2 separate regions of the Mus musculus genome follow, and region 2 is linked to region 1. A link is a contact called in ENCODE Hi-C or POLR2A ChIA-PET data. All regions are on one chromosome and are shown on one strand. Each heading gives the region's core, a stretch centred on a gene start or an enhancer-like site at or near the end of the contact. The rest is flanking DNA. Distances are from core to core; before and after follow the strand shown. Region 1 holds the start of Socs3 (suppressor of cytokine signaling 3). Region 2 has its middle 37 kb from the start of Socs3.

The links. Hi-C counts contacts between places; a loop is a spot of excess contacts on that map. ChIA-PET counts read pairs that join two places held with the same protein, here RNA polymerase II (POLR2A).
Region 2: a map of left cerebral cortex shows a loop between it and region 1 (5-fold over the local background). The contact joins the enhancer-like site here to the promoter of Socs3 in region 1. A Hi-C loop is called at or near these places in 13 of 37 maps with a recorded cell type or tissue (gastrocnemius, heart, left cerebral cortex and 1 more). POLR2A ChIA-PET finds 5 or more read pairs at or near these places in 5 of 5 experiments (Patski and embryonic stem cell).

The regions. Positions count from the first base shown.
Region 1 is chr11:117,967,979-117,970,825 of GRCm38, reverse strand. Socs3 (suppressor of cytokine signaling 3) reads left to right here and starts at 1,460. Exons shown (of 2, transcript NM_007707.3): 1 at 1,460-1,951; 2 at 2,508-2,847. The coding sequence starts at 2,596.
Region 2 is chr11:117,930,967-117,933,813 of GRCm38, reverse strand. No RefSeq gene overlaps it. Among named protein-coding and RNA genes, the nearest start is that of Socs3, 37 kb to the left of the region's middle. Within about 2 kb of position 1,338, at least 2 of the 3 ENCODE cell types and tissues checked have a DNase peak (open chromatin) inside an H3K27ac peak, as active enhancers do; they include heart and left cerebral cortex, where a contact is called at or near this core.

The DNA of each region.
Region 1 (2,847 bases), core at 211-2,710:
TGAGATATTTTAAATAAGGCCCCTAAGCCTCTTGACTACTGGAATTGCCAGGGGCGGGGGACAGATGGGCACCCATCCCTATTTAACAGATAACAAGACTGAGTCCAGAGAGGCAGTGCACCTGCCCTGGTCTCTCTTAGTTCCTCAGCATCAGTGGAGCAGATTGGACACAGTGGGCCAGAAGGGAAGCAGGCAGCCCTCCCTCCTAGCCCAAGCTACTCTGTGTAGTCAGTTTGCCCTCCTACTGGTGTTACAAGAAGCCTGTGGTATCCAAGAGGGCAGGTCAGAAAGCCCACTGAGAGCAGACACTGTGTGTCACTTAGCTGGTTCTCAGGTGGCTGCCACTTCCTGCTGCCTGTTGCAAAACTCGACACTAGGCCTTTATAGATACTCACGTGACCAGGAGTAAACAACCTTTCACCTCAATCACCTGCTCTTATCAATACTCCCTCTCCACCCCACCATCGGGAAAGTTCAGACACCTTAAAACGTAGAGGCAAGAGAGGGTCCATTCTGACACCTCAGCGACTTTCAGGCAGTGGCTGAACCCGTTACAACGCTCTGTGGACAGTCCTCCTAGTCGACATTCCTTCTCAGGTTTGACCCTGTCCTGGGAAGTGAGGCTTCTCTCTCTGGGTTCCCCACTCCTGTTCTTGAATAAGGAGCCCCACAACCTCTTATTCTCTCTATACAGAGCCTGGGAAACAGCAAAACTCGGCTCGCCTACAAGACTCCAGCGCGCCCTCTGGTGGACTCGGGGGACGAGCATGGGATGAGGGTTTCTTTCCTCTAGCTCCCCCACCGCGCCGAGAGTACCTGGGCGGACCCACAGTTCGCCACGCAGGTTGGGAGGCCCAGATGAGTGATAAGGTAGTAGTTAGCTGCTCCTCCCACCCCACTCCCCAAAGGACATCAGCACCCACGTCTGTCACCGAAGAACCAGGCAATGGGCGGATGAGCTGAGGCCAGGTAGCTGCTTCTAAGTCAGTGTCTCCTCCACTTCTGGATCTCACAGCTTCATCTTTTGGACCTGTCTACAGGTAAATGTCGCGCATCCCCCTCCTCCACTTCCTAGGTCCCCAGTGGGCTGGTGGCTGAATGGTCCTACGTCCCTTTTGGTTGGCACGGGATGCTTGGAACTGTACATGAGGACCTCGGAGTGGCCTGGGTGCAGAGGGAGGGGAGCGTCCCCGCGGGGATCAAAAGAAAGGGAAGGGGTGCCAGGAGGGAGCCTCTCCCGGCTGGCCTCCTAGAACTGCCCGCGCGCTCCCATCGCGACGCCCCCGCCTCTGCCAGAAACCAGCCTTCTTAGAAGGGAGGGGGGGGAAAGTGTGAATGAGAAGTTGGGGGCGGAGCGCGCGGGGGAGGGGCCGCTGCCAGGAACGCTCGGCCAAGGCTGGCGCCGCGCCCGCCGGTCGGGCAGCCTCGCGCCGCGCTTTGTCTCCCTCTCGGTGAGTCTCGGCGGGTCCTGGAGGCCCCAGCTCCAAGCCCGCCCTCCGCGGCCCCTCCCTCGCCCTCCGCGCACAGCCTTTCAGTGCAGAGTAGTGACTAAACATTACAAGAAGACCGGCCGGGCAGTTCCAGGAATCGGGGGGCGGGGCGTACTGGCCGGGTAAATACCCGCGCGCGCGGCCTCCGAGGCGGCTCTAACTCTGACTCTACACTCGCCTGCTCTTACGACCGCTGTCTCTCCGGGCTCCCGGACGCCCCCTTCCCGGCCCAGCTCTCCGTCGAGGTCCCTCGCCCAGGTCCTTTGCCTGATTCGCCCAGGAGTGCGCCTCATCGGCCCGGGGAGCAGCGAAGCCAGAGGGGGCGCACGCACGGGGAGCCCCTTTGTAGACTTCACGGCTGCCAACATCTGGGCGCAGCGCGAGCCACTGCTGGCCGCCGCCTCGCCTCGGGGACCATAGGAGGCGCAGCCCCAAGGCCGGAGATTTCGCTTCGGGACTAGGTAGGAAGGAGGGGCGCGGTGTGGGGAAGGGTGGGGGCCTCGGTCCAGCTCGGGAGCTTTTCCCGGTTTCTCCTCCCCTTCCCGGGTCATTCCCGGTAGGGAGGGGACGAGGTAGGGGGCAGAGCGGATGAGAACCGAAGATCCCTGATTCCCGTCATACTCAGACTGGGGCCCTCGGGTTTCTCCTGTCCCCTCTCTCACATATCTCGGGTTTGGCACCCCCCTTTTTTCGCCCTCGCCACTGAGGACACCGGACTGAGAGGCGCCCTGAGCGTCCCTAGGGCTCTTGTGTCTCTCCCCATCCTGGCCGCGCTCCTGGAGACCCAACTTCCACGCGCGAGTTTTCTCTGGGCGTCCTCCTAGGGCGGGCAGGGGAAGAGACTGTCTGGGGTTGGCCGGCAGTGACCGAGGACAGTCGAGTTCCGCGAGGTGGCTGGGCCTGAGACACGGTCTAAAGCGGGGCAAAGGGGTGCCCCGGGCGCTAGGCGGAGGCTGGAGGGCCGGGCACGCTGGAGGGTTCCGGGCACTCACGCGCCTCACGCTTTGCTCTCTGCAGCTCCCCGGGATGCGGTAGCGGCCGCTGTGCGGAGGCCGCGAAGCAGCTGCAGCCACCGCCGCGCAGATCCACGCTGGCTCCGTGCGCCATGGTCACCCACAGCAAGTTTCCCGCCGCCGGGATGAGCCGCCCCCTGGACACCAGCCTGCGCCTCAAGACCTTCAGCTCCAAAAGCGAGTACCAGCTGGTGGTGAACGCCGTGCGCAAGCTGCAGGAGAGCGGATTCTACTGGAGCGCCGTGACCGGCGGCGAGGCGAACCTGCTGCTCAGCGCCGAGCCCGCGGGCACCTTTCTTATCCGCGACAGCTCGGACCAGCGCCACTTCTTCACGTTGAGCGTC
Region 2 (2,847 bases), core at 89-2,588, 37 kb after region 1:
GTTATTCTTTCCTGTTCCCAAGAACCAGTGGCTGACACTACAGTCAATTTTTAGAGCACACACACACACACACATACACACACACACACACACACACACACACACATATATGATATATTTATATCAATAGCCTATTACTGTCACAGATATTGGTTAAGGCTCAGTTTTGCTAGGAAAGGGACTTTCTTCCTCAGAAGGAATCAAGACGCCGAACATATCAGTTCTTAACGATTTGGGGAGGGAAGCTGTACTGCTCTTTACTGTAACTCAAACAGCTAAATTATTCATTGAGAAATGCAAGCAGAGACTGAACAGAGACGGGAGAGGCAAGGGACCCCGGCCCAGTCGAGTGACCTAGGCCTGGGGCTGCTTGCTCTGACTCCTGGGGGTAGTCTTAGAAGTGATGGTCCCGGGGGAGAGGGGTGCGGGGGTGCGGGGGGGGGGCGGAAGTTCCCAGGGGCAATGAGAGAGCATTGCTCTCACCTGCTGAAAGGGGGCTGGAGGAAGACTCTAGAATCCTGTAGGAAAGCTGTCCTAGGTCCTCAGTGACTTATCAAGGGCCATTCCTAAGCCTGGCTCCTTCCTGCAGTCAGGAACCTTTGCTGCTGACCCTCTGAGTTTGGGCTGTGAAGGTATGTGACCAGAGTCTCCTCCAAACTGAGAGCTGGCTCCCTCCCATGGGGTGAAACCTTCTCTCACAGGCTGCCAGAGAAGCAGGGAGAGAGGCTAGGCCAGAGCCCATTCTTTGAATCCAAACTGGCCCCCAGTCCCAGTTCCCATAAGACTTCCCTAGGCAGCAGAAATCAAAGAGTTCAGAGAGGACTGATTTCACAGGCCAGTGGAGGCCCAGGAAGGGGGCCTGCAGCCCCACCGAGTCTTTAAGGGTCCCTCTTTCTGTGACCCCCCACCCCCGCCTATTCCCAGGTAATGACCATCACTGTCTGCAATATGGCAGCACCCTGAAGGCTTCCTTCCCAGTGGTGGAGGGGTCCTAAGAGGAGGGCCAGGCCTTCCCTGCTTTCCTCTTGCAGCCAATGCCTGGGCGGGGGAGGGGGCGGTGGACGGAGGAGAAGGAGAGACCAGGAAGGGACAGGGACAGGGACAGGGACAGTGAGTGCTCCTGAGGACTGAGCCCAACTGGTGGGAAGGGGATGTGGAGGGAGACAGGAGAGGAGGCGGAAAAAGAGAGATAGAGGCTGCAGAGGAACAGGTTGGGGAGGAGGAGGAGCAGGAGGGAGGAGGGAGGAGGTCTCATATTTGGAAAGTGGAGCCCTTGGGGGAGCACGTGCTGACTCACTCGCCTGCCTCCAATCTTCCCTGCTTCCTGGGGACTCTCATTTTATTTTCGGGAAAGCTGCCTGCTGTGACTAATTTGTTCTTAAACAAACCAAACCCAGGCCCAGTTAGGGAGGCTGGGCGGAGCCTGAGTCACTCTTTGCCCAGGGGCCACCACACCTCAGGGTGGCCCCCTGGCTCTGGGCCTGAGCCTTGTCCTGGGCTGGGCCTCCCTCATCCCAAGAGGCCCCTTATCCTTGGCCTGAAGGTGACCCCAGTGCTCCACAGATGTTTGGTACCTACTCCTGAGGGTGACACACAGGGCTTTGAAGGCTCCTAGGCTGCTGAGTGAACTTCTTGTCTGTCCAAAGCCTGCAAGAGTATCTGGCACAGAGTCGGCTGACAGTTAATGTGTGTTGACTGACTGACTGACTGGCCTTTTTGTTTCTTTACGTTTCTCTTTGGATAAGGCCTCCTGGGTTACTTTGTGTCCATAAGCCTCTCAATCACAAGGAGGACTTTACTAACAACTGCCCTTTCTGGGAACCCGCCATCTATCACAATAAGCGGGTCTTCCTCAGACTTCAGGAGCCGCCTAGTTCTTTGGTGTGTGTTCTTAGGGACACCCACAGAAGAGATTATTTTTCTATCTGCCTGTGCCTAGAGTCAGGGCTCCACTTCTACCGAGGGAGGGGAGGAGTGATGGAAGCGGGAGGGGGAGGGATAGGCCCAGAGAGACCAGGTCACTCACCAGTAATATGTGGAAGATGTGCACCCCAGACCCCTGCTTCTCTATGAAGCCCTTCTGCCCTTTGGTATCCTGTGCCAAGGGCTGTGAGGCCGGGACTCCTAAGACACAGTATACACAGAGAGGTACGAATATTTTCTGTAGTGCAGGCCCAGCCAAGAGGCAGTGTGGAACCCAAGTCTCCAAGGTGGGACATATGCACAACTCACATTGAAAGAAACACAACCCTTTTCCTAATTTTTATACACCCCCTTTAACTTTGGATTTTTAGGGACACATGAAATTCAATTCCAGTAATAAAGTGCCTACGGAAGATGAATGAATGAATGAATGAATGAATGAATGAATGAATGAATGCATCTCTGAAGTGTTTTCCTGAAAGGGAGAAATTGCCCCCTTGCCTCTGGACCATTGCACCCACGCACCTCCCAGTCAGTAGATGCTCAACAAACGTCTCTGTCCTGAGGGACACAGCCGCCTAGCTTCTATGGTTGGGGTGATGGAAAGGGCTCTCCCAGTCAGGAGAGGGCCCATCCTGGCCTCCACTGAGCCACCTGATCCCTCCCAGAGCGCAGGGCTCCACCCGCCCCCACCCGTGACTTCCCGCGCGCATACCGGGAAGGGAGGCAGCTGGCTGTGCAGCTGCCCACAACAGAACCCAGGCTTCCCCAGCCCGCCCGGTGCTCCTTTGCCGGGTCCCCCGGGGGGTGGCATGGGCCCAACGCAGCCCTGCACGATGGCGCGGCCAGTCGGCGCCCGGGTGCCCAGCCCCAGCTCTGCCCTCGGCCAAGGGCGGCCCCGGCTGCAGCCGCCCGGCCTCTGCG